Linked DNA regions of Homo sapiens: region 2 is linked to region 1. A link is a loop called in an ENCODE intact Hi-C map of the cell type or tissue named here. Cell type or tissue: Caco-2. All regions are shown on one strand. Each heading gives the region's core, and the rest is flanking DNA. Links, peaks and the distances in the headings are about the cores only.

Evidence for each region. Peaks named below come from ENCODE experiments on the same cell type or tissue, not always from the same donor. Only the 100,000 strongest peaks of a DNase experiment are listed, where the experiment ranks them.
Region 2: it touches region 1 in a loop (5-fold over the local background); 1 of 110 quality-filtered maps calls a loop at or near these places.

The regions. Positions count from the first base shown.
Region 1 is chr13:81,056,534-81,068,360 of GRCh38, forward strand. No RefSeq gene overlaps it. Among named protein-coding and RNA genes, the nearest start is that of LINC00377, 44 kb to the left of the region's middle. In Caco-2, for the core only: a CTCF peak has its summit at 5,154; no DNase peak of the experiment used is centred there.
Region 2 is chr13:81,136,632-81,148,458 of GRCh38, forward strand. No RefSeq gene overlaps it. Among named protein-coding and RNA genes, the nearest start is that of LINC00564, 84 kb to the right of the region's middle. In Caco-2, for the core only: no CTCF peak of the experiment used is centred there; a DNase peak (open chromatin) is centred at 4,350.

The DNA.
Region 1 (11,827 bases), core at 2,893-6,892:
TGGATATTGAATAGATATACCAGAGTTTAACAATTTATTTATTGAAGGATATTTGTGTTTTTAGGAGAGAAAAAATAATATTATTTTTTCACTCAACTCAAGGTTTACTGCTGAGATGTCTATAACAAAAGATAAATTAATGACAGAAAAATATACACATTTATTTAATATGTGTTATGTAACACAGGTACATTCAAAAATGAAGACCCAAAGAAACGGAAAACCCCACGCATTTTTATGTTAAGTTTGATGAAGGGTAGACAGTCATGTAGAAGTACGATTGCACAATGGGGATCTGATCTAATGGTCATAAACTAAGTTCTAGGAATTTTGTAAGGCCTGTATATTCAGATTCTTCTTGGCGTCTCTGTGTCTTCTAGGATATGGATGTTACTTTTTCTCCAAGCATAGGGAAAGTGCCTCTGAAATAAAGATTTTATGACTTGCTTCAGGAAAGAAGAGCAAGAGGAAGGTGACGGTGATCTTCCTGAATCTGCTGTTTTCTCAAATGCCCAGGTACCATATTTTGGTGTAACGTCCCCATCACATCATTGTCACCAGTTTTGGGATATTACAAATAAGATTTGTAATGAATATTCATAAGCAGATTTTTTTTTTTTTTTTGAGACGGACTTTCGCTCTTGTTGCCCAGGCTGAAGTGCAATGGCACGATCTCGGCTCACTGCAACCTCTGCCTCCCAGGTTTAATTGATTCTCCTGCCTCTGCCTCCTGAGTAGCTGGGATTAAAGGTATGTGCACACACACCCAGCTAATTTTGTATTTTTAGTGGAGATGGGGTTTCACCATTTGGTCAGGCTGGTCTTGAACTCCTAACTGCAGGTGATCCATCCGCCTGGGCCTACCAAAGTGCTGGGATTACAGCCATGAGCCACTGCGCCTGGCCACATGAGCAGAATTTTGTGTGGAAATAAGTTTTCATTTCTTTGAGATCAGTTATGTATTTGTTCTGTTTCTTTTTCCAACTTTTTAAAAAATTTCAGCTGGAATAACTTTTAACTAATTGTCTTCAAATTCAATGATTCTTTTCTCTGCTGTGTTCAATTTGCTGATAACCCACTGAGGACATTCTCATTTCTTACACATATGTATGCGTGTGTGTATGTTTGTGTGTGTGCGTGCATGCGTTTTCATTAATCTCATTTTTATAGTTTCCATTTCTGTGTATTATAATATTCTATCTCTGGTTATGCATATTTGATACCTTTTCCACTAGATTCTTTATAATGCAAAAGTTATTTATAAATATTTTTTTCCCTAGTAATTCCAACATTTGGGCCCTTTATGTATCTTCTTCTTTTGATATCTATTGAATGTGGATGATTTATATTCATGGTGTGTATGTGTGTATACATTTCTTTATTGGATTACAGACATATTATGTATATAAACAATAAAAATTGAGATAAATAATCTTTGTGCCCAGTAATAGACATGCCTTTTCTTTTTTAAATTGTTAAAGGTTATGTCAAAAAGACTCAGGTGTCATATTGAAGAGGCTGCCACTGGGCAAACATGATACAATTTGAGCTCCAAAAGTGGTAATATGTAAGACTAAATTAAATTCATCAAATATGTTTAAAGTCATAATTTCTTAATAATAATAATTAGACAATTTTAGGAAAATAATAGGGAAGCAAATCATTATCCTTAAAATAAGATATAAAAGGAAAAGATTTATCCTGTCCTTCCAAAGGAGTTATATTACTATGAAACCAAATAGTAGTTGCTATGGTCTGAATACTCATGTCTCCCCAAAATCTCTGTTTTGAAATCCTCACTCCCAAGTTGGATGGTTTCAGGAGGTGGAGCCTTTGGGCAATGATTAAGTAATAGGTTGGGCCCCTCGTGAGTAAGATTCATGCCCTTATAAGAGGTCTGAGAGACATTCCTCATCCCTTCCACCATGTAAGGACACAGAAACAAGGCACTGTCTATGAGCCAGGAATTGGGCTCTGACCAGACACTGAATCTGCCTTGGCCATGGACATTCCAGCTTCCAGAAGTAAGAGAAATAAATTTCTAGTTTGTGGTTATTTGTTATAGTGGCCCAAGTGGACTCAGGCAGTAATTGAACCGTGTTTTTACCTTTAATTTGGCTATTGCCATTTGCTACTCACTAGGCAGCAGCAATTGATTTAGTCATGGAAGGTCAACCACTGATTATACCACAAGACGTGCTTCTTGATAAAACAAGACAATACCTATAGTCTTGCCAAAGGAATTGAAAATGAATCTGAGGAAAACTCTGGGGCCAACTGGCAATTTGCAAAAAGTATAAATGACAGAGGAACATCCTGAAATGAGTATGCAATCAGCAAAATCCAGACTGCAGAAAAACCTAAATGTCAAACATCACATGATTTTCAACAAATAAGTTACAAGGAAATAAAAAGGACAGAAGGGAATCTGTAAATTAGAAAAGACTGAAACATAAAATTAAAATAAAGTTGGCAAGACTAAACTGTTATTTGGGAAGCACACCTGGAGGATAAAACGTTGATAATATGAAAGGAAATGACTAATATAAGAGTCAGGATGCTGGCTAATCTTGAGGGAAAGGGTGGTTTTGAGACTGAATCTGAGCCCATGAGGAGCCTCTACTGTTTGTGGCTTTGTTATATTTCTTGGATTTTGTAGTTTTTACCTTATTAAAATTTATAAGAATTTACTAAGCCATGTGACTGCTGTTTACAGTTTTCTTCCATCTGTATTCTATTTTACATTTAAAGAGGCTTTTTAAAAAGACAGAGAAGATCATTTTACATATTAATCCTTAATAATTCAGAAGGGCACAATGAAACTGCACTGAGATACTAATAGAAAATAAAAACAAACACGTTTTTCTTTTTCTTTTTTTTTGAGACCGAGTCTCACTCTGTCGCCCAGGCTGGAGTGCAGTGGCATGATCTCGGTTCACTGCAACCTCCGCCTCCTGGGTTCAAGCAATTCTCCTGCCTCAGCCTCCTGAGTAGCTGGGATTACAGGTAGGTGCCACCATGCCTGGCTAATTTTTGTATTTTTATAGATAACACGGTTTCACCATGCTGGCCAGGCTGGTCTCAAACTACTGACCTCAGTTGACCCTCCCGCTTCAGCCTCCCAAAGTGGTGTAATTACTGGTGTGAGCCATCGCTCCTGGCCTACATTTTTCTTTATGTGAAAAGAATCAAAGAACATCAATGTACTCTTTCTTGTTAATAGTTTCCAAAAAGTCATTTATTTGATGACTGGGTAGATCCCATTATTTAATTATTTTGAAAAGTACATATTTTATTTTATTCATGAGTCATGGTCATTTTAAGAGTTTGGATTTCACCTGAACAGAATTGTGGTTTATTTTAACATTCAATGAAATAATAGATCAATTCAACAAACTACACATTTCACACTTGCTTTGAGATAAATTGACCTTCACCGAATTAGCTTCTCTTCACAAGGTAACCTATATAAAAAATGCCAATTTGCATGAAGACCTTTTAAAAGACAGCAGGGGTTCAGTACAAGCTACTGAGAGTTTTCTTGTTCTCTAACAGAAATTCACTCAAGAATAATGAAAAGTGACTTTTTCATGCACCTTCCTTTATTTTCGTGCCTGAAATCACAGATTGTACACAAAGGGAATGTGCTAAGCTGAACATAGGCAAGAAACAGCAATGGCAGCAACAACAAAAGTTAGTGATGCATTGAAATCTATATATCGTTATGTAGTCCCTCCCCATATATATATACAGACATAGAAGGGACTACATAACGATATATAGATTGTATATATGTATATATATATATAGAGAGAGAGAGAGAGACAGATTTCTCTCTATTTCTTGATTATATATTATATAATATATAATATGCTATATTATATATTACATAATATGTAACATTCTATTTCTTGATTATATATTACATATATATATAATCAGCAAACTGCTATTCCCAGAAAAATTATTTAAGCAATACCTCTTTCACTTCCTTAAGAAAAAGCAATACTGGATTAGAAATATTTTTTAAAAATTAAACATTCTATGAAAGTGACCTGTGAATGCACAATCAGTGCTTTTTGCTCTTGTTATACATGCAAAGAGGTATGGAGAGTGCCAGTAGGTTTTAATGTATTTACAGCATTGAACATAAAGGTCAATCATCTAAAAAGAAAAAGGCATCAGCAGTTAGAAACTGCATTCCAATGCATAGATTTGCAGCCAAAGAATTTTATTATTAATGAGACACAAAGAGAGCAAATAATTTTCAGATGCAATTTATGAAGATTAGATATCATCTGTATAACAGAAAGAAGCAAAGATCAATATATTCACATTTTACTTGTTTTGCTGCTAAGCATGTCTGTCGATTTATTTTTGTAAATATTGTCTTTTTATTGTTATTACTTCTATGATCTACATTAACAAGGTTAGTAAAAAATCTTCCTGTCGATGGCGACTTTACTATAATATATATATATATGTAATTTTTTTTGAGACGCAGTCTTACTCTGCTGCCAGGCTGGAGTGCAATGGCACAATCTCGGCTCACTGCAACCTCCACCTGCCGGGTTCAAGCAATTCTTCTGCCTCAGCCTCCCGAGTAGCTGGGACTACAGGCACGTGCCACCATGCCCGGCTAATTTTTCATATTTTTAGTAGAGAGGGGGTTTCACCTTGCTGGCCATGCTGGTCTCAAACTCCTGACCTCGTGATCTGCCTGCCTTGGCCTCCCAAAGTGCTGGGATTACAGGCATGAGCCACCGCGCCCGGCCCTTTACACTATTTACTTACCATAATTTTTACATTCTAAGTATGAAGAATTCATTCTAGTTGAATTTTTCCCCCACTGGGTGTTAGATTCTTAGTTTTCCTCTAGATGGCGGAGTAGTATTCTAAATGTAAAAGATGTCCTTTGTGATAAACATTTTAAACATTTATGTTGTATTTGCCAGCCTGGTTGAAAAATATTTTTCCCCTTTTCTGCAGTTAAAACAGAGTACATTCATGTGGTATATTTTGAAATTGGCATATACAATGAAATAAGGAACAAGTAAGTGCAATATTTTTAAAGTTAATTAAGTGATAGCATATGGAAAAGTGTAGTAATGTTTGATATATTTACATTCACCAAATAACCTATAAACAGTCCAAGAGGCTTTAACATACCATATCTTACCCTCAAGAGTATTGCTTGGCATTCTGTTTTGCAGCTTTTAGTATTTGTCGCAGAGTTCCTGATGAAAGAACGCTAAGAAAAACCCCTTGTGGTAGTTTAGTGCAACTTGCGACAAGAGAATTTCCCATCAAACTTTCAGGACAAATATGTTGAAGAGCAGTTCTCAGTCTAAAATGGAGTTTCAGCAACACTGTTGTGAGCTCTTCCAAATGTCCTGTATTCCCTTTCTCCACATGTTCTCAAGCAATAAATTGAAGCAGCTTACAAACTATCTATTTCCTCTGCAAACACACAGGGTGGTTGCGATTCTGAATTAAGAGACTTACAAACTGAGGAAGCCTTTCAGTCTTTCCCCATTTCTAGCCTCATTGCCATAAGAGTATTTGTATGGCATTTACAGCTTCCAAGCAGCCATTTTTGGTATTTCGCTGATGGCATCATATGTGAATTTGATTTTTATGTGGAACATCTATATCTTCCCTGGTTTCCTATATAGAGCCCAAAATATAGAAGCACAAAGTATGACAGATAAACAACAGATTTAGTAAATAAGACAGTGGTATTAAACTTAATAAGAAGAGATAATGTCAAAGCTATCCTAGTATGATAAACGTATGAGATCTATAAAGAATAACGTCAACAAAACTTACTAAGAAGGGAACTATTGTTAATCTTTTCCTCCTGAGTCAAATATATCATTTCAGGTTTTCAGTACCTGGGACATGCAAGTAAAACAAGGGCAATAATTATTAATTGGGAGGGAGATAAGCAAGTATTTCTCACTAGAATCAAGTTAATTGTTGGAAAGCAGGCATTCCAGAGACAATTGCTTAAAATGCAATACTTTTGGCCTGGAATGTTGTACTCCCGTATGTCAGAGAGAAGACATTACTCAACTCTTCTTAACTTAATTCAATGAAAATATAATTTTATATAAATGTGAACTATTCTTCCTCTTTTGTGGAAATATAAAGGTAGGATTGCAATCCTACTTTATTCTTATCTTTATTCCAATGTTCTTATTGCTTAAGAAAGACTGGGACTTATTAAATGGAAAATGAAGAACATTTTGAAAAAATAGTATACAATGTGCTAATTTATCTAGTCAAATTATAAAAATAAAATTGTACGGTAAAGATACCATTTCAACAAATAAGATAAGAAGGCTTTTGCTTTAAATATTCAGATATCTAAGATTTAGCATTTGATTCTGATTATATTAAGAAAAATTCTTGTATTAGTCTGTTCTCATGCTGCTAATTACCACAGACTGGGTAATTATAAAGGGAAGAGGTTTAATGGACTCACAGTTCCACATGGCTGGGGAGGATATATTTATTTTGTTGCCATTATGTATTTAATTTTCAATTATTTATCCAAATCACATGCAATATTGTACAACCAATATTTTAGGCCTCACAATCATGGCGGATGGCAAAGGAGGAGCAAAGGCATATCTTACATGGCAGCAGACAAGAGAACATGTGCAGGGGAACTGCCCTTTATAAAACCATCAGATCCCAGGAGACTTATTCACTATCATGGGAACAGCATGGGAAAGACCCGCCCCCAAGATTCAATTACCTCCCACCGGGTCCCTCCCACAACACATGAGGATTATGTGAGCTACAATTAAAGATGAGATTTGGATAGAGACACAGCCAAATCATATTAATTCTCTATTCTCATCTTCATTTTACATATGCGTTGGGAATAGGCCCCCAAACTCTGGCCATAAGGGGCCCCAAAACTGGCCATAAACAAAATCTCTGCAGCACTGTGACATATTGGTGGCCATGATGCCCACACTGGAAGGTTGTGGGTTTACTGGAATGAGGGCAAGGAACACCCAGCCCACCCAGGGCAGAAAACTGCTTAAAGGCATTCTTAAACCACAAACAATAGCATGAGTGATCTGTGCCTTAAGGACATACTCCTGCTGTAGATAACTAGCCCAACCCATCCCTTTATTTCGGCCCATCCCTTTATTTCCCATAAAGAATACTTTTAGTTCAGCTATAATCTATAGAAACAATGCTTATCACTGGCTTGCTGTCAATAAATATGTGGGTAAATGTCTGTTCGAGGCTGTCAGCTCTGAAGGCTGTGAGACCCCTGATTTCCCACTCCACACCTCTATATATCTGTGTGTGTCTTGTAATTCCTCTAGTGCCACTGGGTTAGGGTCTCCCCTACCAATCTGGTCTCCACACATATGTAAGCATGAAAGTGATATATTTATTTTGTTTCCATTATGTATTTATTTTTCAATTATTTATCCAAATCACATGCAATATTATACAACCTATATTTCCTATATTTTAGGCTATGCTTTTAAAATGTATAAGTGTGTATTAACTATATAAGAATTTTCTTTTTAATTTTATTATTATTATACTTTAGGTTTTAGGGTACATGTGCACATTGTACAGGTTAGTTACATATGTATACATGTGCCAGGCTGGCGTGCTGCACCCATTAACTCGTCATTTAGCATTAGGTGTATCTCCTAATGCTATCCCTCCCCCCTCCCCCCACCCCACAACAGTCCCCAGAGTGTGATGTTCTCCTTCCTGTGTCCATGTGTTCTCATTGTTCAATTCCCACCTATGAGTGAGAACATGCGGTGTTTGGTTTTTTGTCCTTGCGATAGTTTACTGAGAATGATGATTTCCAATTTCATCCATGTCCCTACAAAGGACATAAACTCATCCTTTTTTATGGCTGCATAGTATTCCATGGTGTATATGTGCCACATTTTCTTAATCCAGTCTATCATTGTTGGACATTTGGCTTGGTTCCAAGTCTTTGCTATTGTCAATAGTGCCGCAATAAACATACATGTGCATGTGTCTTTATAGCAGCATGATTTATAGTCCTTTGGGTATATACCCAGTAATGGGATGGCTGGGTCAAATGGTATTTCTAGTTCTAGATGCCTGAGGAATCGCCACACTGACTTCCACAATGGTTGAACTAGTTTACAGTCCCTCCAACAGTGTAAAAGTGTTCCTATTTCTCCACATCCTCTCCAGCACCTGTTGTTTCCTGACTTGTTAATGATTGCCATTCTAACTGGTGTGAGATGGTATCTCATTGTGGTTTTGATTTACATTTCTCTGATGGCCAGTGATGGTGAGCATTTTTTCATGTGTCTGTTGGCTGCATAAACGTTTTCTTTTGAGAAGTGTCTGTTCATGTCCTTCACCCACTTTTTGATGGAGTTGTTTGTTTTTTTCTTGTAAATTTGTTTGAGTTCATTGTAGATTCTGGATATTAGCCCTTTGTCAGATGAGTCAGTTGTGAAAATTTTCTCCCATTTTGTAGGTTGCCTGTTCACTCTGATGGTAGTTTCTTTTGCTGTGCAGAAGCTCTTTAGTTTAATTAGATCCCATTTGTTAATTTTGGCTGTTGTTCCCATTGCTTTTGGTGTTTTAGACATGAAGTCCTTGCCCATGCCTATGTCCTGAATGGTGATACCTAGGTTTTCTTCTAGGGTTTTTATGGTTTTAGGTCTAACATTTAAGTCTTTAATCCATCTTGAATTAATTTTTGTATAAGGTGTAAGGAAGGGATCCAGTTTCAGCTTTCTACACATGACTAGCCAGTTTTCCCAGCACCATTTATTAAATAGGGAATCCTTTCCCCATTGCTTGTTTTTCTCAGGTTTGTCAAAGATCAGATAGTTGTAGATATGCGACCTTATTTCTGAGGGCTCTGTTCTGTTCCATTGATCTATATCTCTGTTTTGGTACCAGTACCATACTGTTTTGGTTACTGTAGCCTTGTAGTATAGTTTGAAGTCAGGTAGCGTGATGCCTCCAGCTTTGTTCTTTTGGCTTAGCATTGACTTGGCGATGCGGGCTGTTTTTTGGTTCCATATGAACTTTAAAGTAGTTTTTTCCAATTCTGTGAAGAAAGTCATTGGTAGCTTGATGGGGGTGGCATTGAATCTATAAATTACCTTGGGCCATATGGCCATTTTCACGATATTGATTCTTCCTACCCATGAACATGGAATGTTCTTCCATTTCTTTGTATCCTCTTTTATTTCATTGAGCAGTCATTTGTAGTTCTCCTTGAAGAGGTCCTTCACATCCCTTGTAAGTTGGATTCCTAGGTATTTTATTCTCTTTGAAGCAATTGTGAATGGGAGTTCACTCATGATTTGGTTCTCGGTTTGTCTGTTATTGGTGTATAAGAATACTTGTGATTTTTGTACATTGATTTTGTATCCTGAGACTTTGCTGAAGTTGCTTATCAGCTTAAGGAGATTTTGGGCTGAGACAACGGGGTTTTCTAGATATACAATCATGTCATCTGCAAACAGGGACAATTTGACTTCCTCTTTTCCTAATTGAATACCCTTTATTTCCTTCTCCTGCCTAATTGCCCTGGCCAGAACTTCCAACACTATGTTGAATAGGAGTGGTGGGAGAGGGCATCCCTGTCTTGTGCCCGTTTTCAAAGGGAATGCTTCCAGTTTTTGCCCATTCAGGATGATATTGGCTGTGGGTTTGTCATAGATAGCTCTTATTATTTTGAGATACGTCCCATCAATACCTAATTTATTGAGAGTTTTTAGCATGAAGTGTTGTTGAATTTTGTCAAAGGCCTTTTCTGCATCTATTGAGATAATCATGTGGTTTTTGTCTTTGGTTCTGTTTATATGCTAGATTACATTTATTGATTTGCGTATATTGAACCAGCCTTGCATCCCAGGGATGAAGCCCACTTGATCATGGTGGATAAGCTTTTTGATGTGCTGCTGGATTCAGTTTGCCAGTATTTTATTGAGGATTTTTGCATCAATGTTCATCAAGGATATTGGTCTAAAATTCTCTTTTTTGGTTGTATCTCTGCCCGGCTTTGGTATCAGGATGATGCTGGCCTTAAAATGAGTTAGGGAGGATTCCCTCTTTTTCTATTGATTGGAATAGTTTCAGAAGGAATGGTACCATTTCCTCCTTGTACCTCTGGTAGAATTCGGCTGTGAGTCCATCTGGTCCTGGACTCTTTTTGGTTGGTAAGCTATTGATTATTGCCACAATTTCAGAGCCTATTATTGGTCTATTCAGAGATTCAACTTCTTCCTGGTTTAGTCTTGGGAGGGTGTATGTGTTGAGGAATTTATCCATTTCTTCTATATTTTCTAGTTTATTTGCATAGAGGTGTCTGTAGTATTCTCTGATGGTAGTTTGTATTTCTGTGGGATCAGTGGTGATATCCCCTTTATCATTTTTTATTGTGTCTATTTGATTCTTCTTTATTTTCTTCTTTATTAGTCTTGCTAGCAGTCTATCAATTTTGTTGATCTTTTCAAAAACCAGCTCCTGGATTCATTGATTTTTTGAAGGGTTTTTTGTGTCTCTATTTCCTTCAGTTCTGCTCTGATTTTAGTTATTTTTTGCCTTCTGCTAGCTTTTGAATGTGTTTGCTCTTGCTTTTGTAGTTCCTTTAATTGTGATGTTAGGGTGTCAATTTTGGATCTTTCCTGCTTTCTCTTGTGGGCATTTAGTGCTATAAATTTCCCTCTACACACTGCTTTGAATGTGTCCCAGAGATTCTGGTATGTTGTGTCTTTGTTCTCGTTGGTTTCAAAGAACATCTTTATTTCTGCCTTCATTTCGTTATGTACCCAGTAGTCATTCAGGAGCAGGTTGTTCAGTTTCCATGTAGTTGAGCGGTTTTGAGTGAGTTTCTTAATCCTGCGTTCTAGTTTGATTGCACTGTGGTCTGAGAGACAGTTTGTTATAATTTCTGTTCTTTTACATTTGCTAAGGAGAGCTTTACTTCCAACTATGTGGTCAATTTTGGAATAGGTGGGTTCTGGTGCTGAAAAAAATGTATATTCTGTTGATTTGGGGTGGAGAGTTCTGTAGATGTCTATTAGGTCCGCTTGGTGCAGAGCTGAGTTCAATTCCTGGGTATCCTTGTTAACTTTCTGTCTCGTTGATCTGTCTAATGTTGACAGTGGGGTGTTAAATTCTCCCATTATTAATGTGTGGGGGTCTAAGTCTCTTTGTAGGTCACTCAGGACTTGCTTTATGAATCTGGGTGCTCCTGTATTGGGTGCATATATATTTAGGATAGTTAGCTCTTCTTGTTGAATTGATCCCTTTACCATTATGTAATGGCCTTCTTTGTCTCTTTTGATCTTTGTTGGTTTAAAGTCTGTTTTATCAGAGACTAGGATTGCAACCCCTGCCTTTTTTTGTTTTCCATTTGCTTGGTAGATCTTCCTCCATCCTTTTATTTTGAGCCTATGTGTGTCTCTGCACGTGAGATGGGTTTCCTGAATACAGCACACTGATGGGTCTTGACTCTTTATCCAATTTGCCAGTCTGTGTCTTTTAATTGGAGCATTTAGTCCATTTACATTTAAATTTAATATTGTTATGTGTGAATTTGATCCTGTCATTATGATGTTAGCTGGTTATTTTGCTCATTAGTTGATGCAGTTTCTTCCTAGCCTCAATGGTCTTTACAATTTGGCATGATTTTGCAGTGGCTGGTACCAGTTGTTCCTTTCCATATTTAGTGCTTCCTTCAGGAGCTCTTGTAGGGCTGGCCTGGTGGTGACAAAATCTCTCAGCATTTGCTTGTCTGTAAAGTATTTTATTTCTCCTTCACTTATGAAGCTTAGTT
Region 2 (11,827 bases), core at 2,800-6,799, 80 kb after region 1:
AGCATTCTGTCAAATGGCTATACTTTTATAAAATCATATCAAAACATTGAATTTACTTCCTGATTTCTTTTAGCAGATAAATGCTACTCAAGTGAAAGAAGGCAATACCTCCCCCTCCTCTGGGGATGAGGGGTGAAAGGAATTTTTTGGAAATGTGTGAATTTTCGAGTTTATAATAATGACTGCAAAGAGGGAATAGAATTTCAACCCCAGAGGTCAAGAAAGCAAACTGTTTTCTATGACCCAGAAAATGTCTTCACAGCAAAGATGAATCATGTAACCAAAATGCCAATAGTGGCTTTGTTGATAACAAGTAAAATGAGCAAACAGAACTGTTAACTTTGTACTCAATTTGGATCACTGATAACGTCATGATTAATCAAAGGAAATGTATTTTATACGGCTCATGCCTGTAATCCCAGCACTTTGGGAGGCCGAGGCAAGCAGATCACTTGAGGTCGGGAGTTTGAGACCAGCCTGACCAACGTGGAGAAACCCCATCTGTACTAAAAATACAAAATCAGCCGGGCGTGGTGGCACATGCCTCTAATCCCAGCTGCTCGGGAGGCTGAGGCAGGAGAATAGCTTGAACCTGGGAGGCAGAGGTTGCAGTGAGCCGAGATCATGCCATCGCACTCCAGCCTGGGCAATGAGAGCAAAACTCCATCTCAAAATAAAATAAAATAAAATAAAAATAAATAAATAACCACGAAATAAGATATAATACCTTAGATTACAGAAAATCTAGATAATTCTGTATTATAATGCAGAAAAAATATGTTATGATACAAGTGTATTATAATTCTCTATTATTATAAAACAGCATTATCAAGGGAAAGAAGGGCATCTTGCCTTTCTATACCTAACTCCGTATTTAAAAAAAAATTATCAATGCAGTCCATGTTTTAAAGCTTTTTTGATTGTGGTAAAATGCACACATCAGAAAATGTGCTATTTAAAGTGCACAATTCAGTGGCAGTTAGCGAAGTACCTTACTCCTGGCTAAACCCCTACCTGTGATTTTTTTAGGCACAAGTACAGGCAACTACAAAGGTTTACCTGGCAGGCCTCAAGGAGAAAGGCTGCCTTCTCCACATCAGACTTGGTGCATGCACAACAAACACGCTGCAGTCTCTGAAGAAAACTGTACTCGAGGACTGAGGCTCCCCAGGCCAGCCATGTACTCAGGCATAGCTGCAATTCTAGCCCAGGTGCCACCATTCAGAGGCCTCTTTAAGGTCTTTATTGGACAAAAGCCTTTCTCAGATGTCTCTACTAAGATCTCACTATGGGGTGCGGGAGATTTGAAGACAGTGTTCCCCACTCTGACTGGGGACACAGCACTTTATCGTTCTTAGCCCTTCCCCCTCCCACTTCCTCTGGCCTCTAGTCCATAAAGCAGCTGGGGCCTTTTGTTTAAATTCCCTTGGCAGTGAAATGACCCCCAAGCCCGTGCTGATCCACCTAACCCTTTTATGACACCGTTACATGTGGAAAAATGGAACAGTGTGGGAGCTGGAACTTTCCCTGGGTTAGCCTCTTTCTTGCACTATTTCAGGAAAGGATTAACAGGCCTAGCTGTTAATTTCATTTTGACTTATCTAAATGGACAACTTTGACACATGACATGTCAGGTCTTTCAGGTACTGACCACAGGTTCTCAGGCCCTCAATGTAGTAGAAATAAATGTGAGGCAAAAAGAGTTTTTCCCAACAAGGCTTTATTGGGGTTGATGCCTGGGCAAAATGGAGGCAGCATAAAAGAGAGAGAATTCTCTGGCTGGCTCCCCATAGAGAGTGAGGACAGTAATTTTAAAGAGGTTAAAGCAAGAAAGGAGTGACGTTTAAGCATACAGAGGCAGGGAGTGACTGGTACCTGCCCACTTTGGTGACATGCTTCTTCGTGCATTGCATGTGAAATCTCCACCCCTAGGCATGATCGTTGGTAGTATAAGGAAGCTAAGGTAAAGGTTGATCATTCTGGTCTTGTACATATGGGGAAGATAGGGTTAACTCCCTTAAGTAAGTTTTATGGTGGAAGCTGTTTATTTTAGCTTCCTCAAAGTCTAGCAATCAGTGGGTATGTCACCTTAGGCAAGATTTAAGGTGTGGCTTCAGATGGTCTGACTGGGGACCCTGCTGGCCACGGGGCCCCTGCTCCCCACCAACTGTAGTAGATGCCCTCAGTGGAGTGCGAGGTGGTGGCGGCGAGTCTTGTCTCTATTCTCTCTCACCCCCAGCTGAGCTCCTGACATTGGTACATTCACAATATTGCACAACCATCACATTGTCTAGTTTCAGAACATTTTCATCACCCGAAAGAGAGATGATAATGGAATAAATATTTCTCAGCAGGTGGAGGGGTGGTTATCAGAAACTTCTAGCATTATATAACACACATTCATTTTCAATTAAGTGGATTGAATTTTTTTAGAGTTTTCATTAAGGGACACTAAAATATTGAGAGCTATGAATGGGAGTGAATTAAGGTCTTAGACTATAGCTGTGTTCAAGCATTTAAAGAAGTATCTGTCATTTAGTTACCATTTATCTATTCAAATCCAAAGGATAGATTAAAAAGTGGAGATTAGAAATTTCAAAGAAATATAAATAAGTGGAATTTGAGAATTTTTAAAAGCTTCTAATATTTTAAAAAATCTTTTAACAATGAAAAATAAACTTTTTCAATTAGAATTGTATGAAACTTTCTAAACTTGATGGAAAGTTGAATTACATGATACCAATTTTCATTTCCATAGGTAACTATTGCTGAGTTAATTTGCTTATCAAACAGAATTCAGAGGTAAAAATTAAAAACAATATCACTAAGATCAAAACTATTTTAGCATATTCCAAAATATTTTCATTTCAATGTTTTCTATCTGAATCCATTCTTCTGTAACTCAATTAGTCTGTGTCTTGACAGTAAACATAAACAGCAAGTATGTTAAAGAGAGGGAATTTAATACATAAGAGAGTTATGCAGATGATATTGAAAAATCTAAAATAGCAAGTAAAGGGTGATGAAATAATTCAAAGAATAATAACTGTAGGAAGCAGCTACCATTTATATAGCTGAGGAAACAATAAAGGGATGGATGATGTTACTAGAATAAAAGAAAGAGATGGTGTTACTAGAACAAAAGGGCTCAGATTTTGTTGATTTATATTATTCCAGCCTGCAGAATATGTGTGGGAATCAATTTTAAGGATGTGGTTTGAAAGAGTACAGAATGTATCATTGCACAGGGCCAAATGTGTTGATATAGCCGCACTTCTCAGAGACTCTTCATTTAATATGTTAAATCTGCTCTAATATTTTGTTAGCTTTGCTGACTGAAATCTGGGCTTAGCGGTTGCCAACATTCAGTGAGGCCGAAATATCAGAAATTCTCTAACATAATGTAGAGGGAAAAAATTCAAAAGCTTAGGAAAATAGGAATGTTGGAATGGATGTATCATATGCCATCTGCTTCCCCATTATATAGTATAAGAGGCCTGAGAGGATATCCCCTTCCCTAAGGCAGTGATAATACATGACCAGAATGGAGAGAGACACATCATTAAAATGCACTGTGGCAGCAGTCCTCCGTAGGCTGGGGAAGATGGTGGAAATGAATCATTCACTGAGATGGGCTTTCTTTTTACAGTGATGATGAAGGGTCCCAGAAGGGCGCAAGCCCAACCAAATATTTACATGTTAAAGCAGAAAGAAGGGGAATACGTTCTATAATAAACAGCATAACAGGAATAAACAAAGACATAACAGGAATTCTGTGACTCCCATGGATCTTTGACAGATGCTAATTAGTAACAGAATCCTCAGTTTGAGTAGAATGGCATTCAATTAAAGTATTACTTGATGTTTGTGACACAAACTCTGGATTTGGTGGACAGAAACCTTATTTATGGAAGCAATTGTCAGAGTCCCTTCAAAAATATAAATTATAGATCTTCCTCCAGTCTTCTCTAAAAAGACTTTCAGTCTTTTCTATGTTCACTGTGCATCACGGAAAGGGAAAATTTGGTAGATTTCCTGTTATTGATTCTGGTTTTGTGGCAGGCCAGGTCTCACTAACGCAGGCTTCCATAACAACTGTTTCAGTACTGAGCGGTTAAGTGAAATATTAAAGACTGAAAGAGCCAGTGTTCTTATACAAAGCCTGGAATGTAACAAAAGCCCACCAAGAGTTTTGCCTAGGCATTTCCTGGGCCTTAAAACATGACAAAATAACAAAGGAATTCTTAACAGGACCCATTTGGGATTAAACAACTTTTATTAGGGATCTGAAGAAAATCCCCAGGCCTCCACAAACAAGTGGAGGAATTCCCCAAACCTCCCTGATTTAGCAGGAGACAAGATAAAGGTAATCACCTCAGCACCTGGACCCATTTAGATTAAGTAAATTTACTGAGGCTCCAGAGGACGGTCTTGAGGACTCAGATCTTAGTTACAGATTAAAAGAAGTTAATCACTTATGTCTTTAGATGAATGCACACTTACACATAGACATATAGCTTAGAAGGTAGATAAACTCTGGAAGACTTTGTAATTTTGAGTTGGTCTGGTGATATTTTCCAGGTCTTTTATGTGTAACCAACCGATTACAGAAATAAAAACTCTCTTCCTCTCCAGTTCATCTGCATCTCATTATTGGGCCATGAAAGCATCAGTAACCAAAAATGGCATTAAGGGTCACTGGTCAAACTGGGGATTATGAGAGTCAGTCCAAATAAGTAGTCTTGATTCAAGTTCTTCTTCAACCAAGTTTATCTACATAAATATCTTATAGTGTGGACTTAGTTTCTAATATAATTATATTCAGTAACTGACAGAATACCCACATTCAGTTCTCTAACTGGCGAGGTGAATTATTATCGTAAGAATAACCACATGGAAGTCTATGAAAATGTTTCTCCCTATTTGTTTGTAATCCAAGAGCAATGCTACTTCCCTGTGAGTACTGCAGAGATTAGCGTCACTATAAAAGACTTCAAAGATGCAGAGCTAGTAGTTCCTATCACAATGTTATATAAATAACTCCTTTGTCCATGCTATACGTGAAAAGATCTTGAGAAGTTATTGTGAATTAACATAAACTTAATTGGGGAAGACATAAATTGCAGCTGCTTTTCCAGCTGTGGTAAATTAAGGAAACAAGTCCTTATATTCTCTGACACATGACATTTGGTTATTGATTTAGCAGATGGTTTTTTCTATACGAGGAGTGCCATGGGATGAAATGTGTTCCCCTGAAATTCCTGTGTTGAAGTACTAACCCACAATACCTCAGAATGTGATCTTTGTAAATGAGATCATTGAAGATGTAATTTGTTAACATGAGCTCACACAGGGGTTTGGCGGAATATAATTGAAATCCTTTATAAAAGGGGAAATTTGGACACAGATACACACACAGGGAGAACACCATGTGAAGACTGGAGATATGCTGCCATGAACCAAGGAACTATTAGAAGCCCCTAGTGCTTTCAAGGGGAGCACGGCCCTACCAACACACCTTAATCTCGGAGTTCTATGGAAAACTAACACAAGGGGTCAGAGATGTTTTATTTTGTTGCTGTTGTTTTTGTTTTTCTGTAAAGGGACATCTAGTAAATATTTTAAGCTTTCTAGGCCATTTCATCTCTAACACAAATACTTAGCTTTTGTATAGCACAAAATTGTGGCAGGAAAATAGAGTCCGGAGGGTGGGAACATAAAGCCAGTTTACACTTCAGCTATAACAGGAAATATCCTCTCCATAGGTCATGGGCCGTAAATGACTTTGTAACTTTACTTCAGTCTCTCCATTTACACAGGGTGTACCTGAAGTAACCAATGGAATCCTCTAGGGGGTATTTAAAGACTCAAAAAAATTCTGTAATGGGGCCTTAGAGCCCCTATGCTCTGCCTGCTCTCACACTGTGGAGTGTACTTTATTTTCAATAAATCCCTTAGTCCCTTCCTTGCTTTGTCTGTAAGTTTTGTCCAGTTCTTTGTTCAAGGCGCCAAGAACTGGACGCTCTCCACCATTAATAAAATTAGCCATAGGCAGTATGTAAAGAAATGAATATGACAGGATTCCAGTAAAATTTAAAAGCAAACACACAAGCAAAAAGACAGTGGGCTGAATGTGGTCTGTCTGGTTGCTCTGGTTTGCATATCCTTATTTTAGACCAATTGGCAGTGCAGTGCCAGCAACATGTTTGTTCTCACCTTGCAGCAACAAATGTGTATCTTCATAGTTTTGCCTCAGGGTCGTGCCAACTGTTCTGCCTTCTACCACATTTTAGTCAGTCTAGATCTTGATCATCTTGGCATCCCATGGAATAACTGACCCATTACATTTCTGACATCATATTAATTGGATCTAATGTGCAAATGTTGCAATTACCTGAGACCCTTTAGTGTGTTAGAGAGTGAGGAATAAAACCTGTTCCCTCTACCAAGTACTTTAGCAGTCAGGGTCCATTGAAGACTATTGAACCCACACTAACTATTTAAACAAAAAGAATTTCAAACAGGGAATTAGTTATACATGTAACAAAACTGGAAGTAAAAATAGGTGATGCTGAGATAACACAGATATTGCTTGCAGGAAGCAGTTCCCATATCTAGGCTGAGGGGAATATAAAAATGTGGTTTACAGTAATATGGGCCCTGTCTTCATTGATTTGGGCTGCTATAACAAATATGATAAACTGGACAGCTTGTAAAAGATAGAAATTGATTTCTCACGATTCTGGTGGCTGGGAAGTGAAAGATTAAGGTGCTGGCAGATTTGGTGTTTGGTGAAGGACACCGGAAGTTGTCATGCTGCTGCCTCCTCACTTGGCAGAATTGCCAAGGCAGCTCTTCAGGCCTCTTTTATAAGTGCACTAATCCCACTCATGAAGGTTCTCTACTCTCATGATCTAATCACCTCCCAAAGCCCCCACTTCCTAATAGCATCACATTAGGGATTAGGTTTCAACATATGAATTATGAGGGGACACAAACATTCAGACCATAGCATGATTGATTACAGGAACTGATCATTATGCTATGTGATCAGATGTCTGAGGGACATACCACATAGCTAGGGCTCAGACCTCTGGAAAATCACAGCACTATTGGTGCTTAGACCTAAGTTCTGGTACTTAGAACTACAAAACAATGTGGTTGGCTGGTGTAAATACATGGAATGGCTGTGGCTAGCAACGATAAAGGAAGCTGAAATCTGGGCTCTACAACTGGTATAATACTGACTTAGACTAGAGAAGCGAAGATTTTTCTCTTCCCCAAACTCAAATGTTTTCAACTGCCAGATTCATAGAAGAAGGCAGCTGGCAATGTGTTGCAAATTCAGCCCCAGAAACAGAAAGCCTCTAAAAGAAAGGCCTTAAGGCCAATAGAATATTGATAAAGAATAAGCAGGAAATATAATGAATTGCTCTTTTAGATATTTTAATTCAATTTCAAATGTTTATGTAAATGAAAGTTTTCTGGAATTAGAGAAAATATACCTCTTGATTACACTCTGGGTATGCATAATTTCCAGGGGGCAGAGTAGAACTGTAGAGGACAAATACTAAATATGTTTGTTTTTGTAGCTTGACAAAGCACAAAGAAGGGAACAATGTTCAGTCTGGCTTTCAGCTGTGATGGTGTATCATGAACAAGTAGGAAAACATTGCCAAGTGTAAAGGCATGGGAACGGTTTCTGTACTTATCCGCTTAGAACAGGCATATTAAAGAGATTTTCTATTAAATGTCATTATGCTTGAGAAACTACCAAAATAAGTCTTGTAGAGTAACACAACTCACTTTGTTATCCAACATCAAAGTGTAACTAAAATGACCCAACCAATGTTCAAAAAGGAAATAAAAATTTATCTATGTTGAGAAAACCATCCACAAATTTATAGTTTCTACAAAATTATATACTGTAATATGTTCAGTATAATTAGCAAATAACATCCAAAAATTTTATTGTCAATTAAAAGTAATACTAACAATATCAAAAACAAACCAGAATGGATAACATGCAATTTAAGAGACAGAGCAATGTGTAGAAATTTTAAAAAGGCTTATTTATTAGCAACAGAAACCAAATTATATATAATAAATGTAAATATAATTAAGATAATCAAGAATTATTTTACTAGTAGAACACTCAAAAGAGATAAACATTGTGAATGTAGTATTTTGGCAAGAATGTTATTTGCCTATCTCTCCCTATTTATGTTCCAAATGTGGTTTATAAACATACAGTAAGTTTTGTCAATTCATGCATTTATATTTTAAATTTGAGATATATGTTTTTCAACATGGATTCATGAAACAATTATACAGACAAGTATTGAACTCATATTAATAAATGAAAACTATATGCGTTTTATTATAGACCTAACTAAATGATAAATATACAGTGTACTGTGCAGAATAACATATCTAGAGTTAAAATTTTAAGTGTCTTAATGATATGAAATTTCATGTGCCAGTTTGAATTAGAAATTAGTTTTACTTCTATTCCTGACTCCTTTTTTATTTGTGCATCATGTAACATCTTTGGATTCTTCTCAGTGTCCCAAAGTCTTATTTTACCACATCCTTTTTTTATTGTGATGGCATTTTCTTTTTCTTGGCCCAGTTACTATCACTATTCTTAAATGTGCACTTATGTTCCACCTTAATACATTGTCTTATCAACCGTCCTTTCTTAAAAAGCCTTCAGGATATTTCTTAAAAATCCTTCAGAATATCCCTTCAGGATATTCTGCATATAGGACTGGTTGTTGCTTTTGCTTCTGCAACCTGCTTCTGCCTAGTATGACTCTGCTGTCCTCTAGGTGTATCTCTGCTGTCTCCAGAGTTGCAGATGGGGAGCACCTGGGCACTTTTCTATTGGGAAGTCACAATCTGATTAAAATAAGATCTGAACCTCAATTTCATACAGGACACAGAGAAAATAAGCATAAAAGAGATAGAGAAAAAGGGGGCAGCATGGACAACATCAAGGGCAAGGGGAAAACTTGAAGAACATGTTTCTATAGATGTGAAAAATATTAATTATAAAGAAATTGTATGGTTGATCAAGACAAAAGCTTCCAAATAAAATTCCTTTAGAATAAATTTAGTTCTTCACAAACAGGTACTTTGAATGTAACACATTAACTTAGAATGGTAACTTCTGGCTCATTTGCCAAAACGAATCAATATGTAGAAGTCAGTTTTCTTGCCCATGGTCAGGATCTGGTCTGCAGGTGCCTTTAGTGTGTCAAAAATAGTATTAAAATATGAGCATCACTGAAAATGTTAAAGTAAATTACAAAGTAATCTACATTTCCACTACTTTATTTACCATATGTTTACCTTCAATTTATAGAGTAATTGACTAGTAATCAGTTACCCAAATAAGAGTTAATTTTCTCCCACGAAAATGTTCATAGTGACAATATTGTTGCTATTGGTTTAGCTACTCAACAGTATTGATTCCAATGTCCCAAGATGGATATTGAAGCTCCAAATATCACATATTCTTTAAGTAAGGAAGAAGAACAAAGAAGATGCTAACCACATTAGTCATCTTTTATGAAGAGAACAAAAGCATTGTCATAGTCCTGAAACCCACTACAGCTGGTTTACTTTTTTGGTCCACAATTGATTCACATAGACATTCTTAGCTGAAAGGAAGATCAGAAATAATCACCAGAGTTAGGTATTTGCTGTCTTTCCAGAATATTTTTTTTTAACTCACAAAGAAAGAACAGATTTGGAGTAGGTAGCACACAATGTCAAACATACCCACATACATACTTTGTATGTACCACATACAAAGATAAGAAGAACTGAAACATAGGACCCCGTTTCTACATGGCATCAATTGGCTGTAGTTGGAAGCATATCCTTTCCACCAGATATCCCATTAATTTTATTGCTTGTGAGTCTCCTTTATGAATTTCTGATTATGATCCCTGTATTTCTTTTTTTTTTTTTAACTTTTAACTAAAAAGTAAACTTTAATGTCGAAAATGCAAACTTGGGGAAGACAGAAAAGATCACACACAAGGCTGTCTCTTCACACTTAGAAGGTTGCACAGCGGCCGGGCAGAGGCGCTCCTCACCTCCCAGATGGTGGGCAGCCGAGCAGAGGCGCTCCGCACTTCCCAGTTTGGCAGCCGGGCAGAGGCGCTCCTCACTTACCAGACGGTGGGGAGCCGATCCCCTTATTTCTGTATGTATTAGTCTGTTTTCACAGTGCTATAAAGAAATACCCAAGACCGGGTAATTAATAAAGAAAAGAAGTTTAATTGACTCACAGTTCCACATGGCTGGAGAGGCCTCAGGAAACTTACAATCATGGTACAAGGTGAAGCAATGACCTTCTTCACATGGCAGCAAGAGAGAGAAGTGCAAAGAGGGGAAGTGCCAGACACTTATAAAACCATCAGATCTCAGGAGAACTCACTTACTATCATGAGGAGAGCATGGGAAAAACCAACCCTATGATCCAATCACCTCCCATCAAGTCTCTCCCTAGACATGTAGGCATTATGGGGATTACAATTCAAGATGAAAGATTTGGATGGGGAAACAGCCAAATCGTATCTCTGTAGTAAGAAAGGACTTGACTATTTATCTTAGAGCATAAAATGGCTCTATTTAATGACTAAGCCATTCTTTAAGGCAAACAGTTTCTCCATTTTTTCAGTCTCTCTTTACACTTTGCTTAATTTCCTGGTTTTTCTCAGATTTCTTTCTTTTTATTGCCTTCTTTTTTTTTTTTTTTTTTTTTTTTTTTTTGCTTCTATCTCCTTTCTCTACTTTTTCTCTTCTCCAAATTCTGCTTTTGGTTGTGATCAGATACATTTAATAACACATTTTTTTGTTTCCAATCCCCTGCGTTATCTTTTCATTGAAATATTCTCTCTTCTCCTCTCCCCTTCTCTCATACCACGTTTTGTGCTCCCAACTCATTTCATTTTGTTTTTCACTCTCACCTTCCATTGTGCTCTTTCTGTTTACATGCTATATTTCACTGTTTTCCTCATTGTTTTTATAGCTCGTTTGTTTTCTGCTTTGTAGCTGATTGTTTTCCTCCTCTATTTCAAGGTCATAGGCCTCAGTCTCTCATAATTTTCTCTATTGAATTATTGCTTTTACTTCTAGCAGAAATTCACGTAAATTTGAGTGTGATGTGAGATTTTCCAATAGTTAAACACATTCTTTTACTAGTAGAAGATTAACCAAATTATTCCTAATTATGTAAGCATCCAATGCACATAAAACTGAGTTTGAACACTTCCTTAAGGAAAAAGAATATGATCTCATCAGTTTCAGTAGGGTTATATAAAGTACTTTGCATCAAGTGCAGACTTTCTTATGTCATAGAAAAAGTCTTAAGAAAGTAAGCTGAGAACTATAATGGCAAGATAAACAAAGAAACTGAGAGAGGACATAGATGGATGGTAGAATGATTAATGCTGTATCTACTCAGTACAGGTGTTTGGTACTTAAGCAAGTGGTTAGAAAACAAATTGAACATTTATTCTTCCTGACAAAGGGATTAAGAAATGTGGTTGATTATACCTTTATAAATGAAGCTTTGAGTAAACTACTGTCTTGATTGATTTCTTTGGTATTTGCTAACACTGCAATTGAACATTCTGTTGGGAATTCTTTTGTTTGTGTTTGCTTCCTGAAGATGTGAATTAACTTTTAATTAATGGGATTAATAAAGACATTATGAAACAGCAGTGATTGGTTTATTAATAACTATACTGGATCTAACCAAATACAAAACATTTCAAAGGCATACGACTTTCTCAACATTAAAATGACAAAG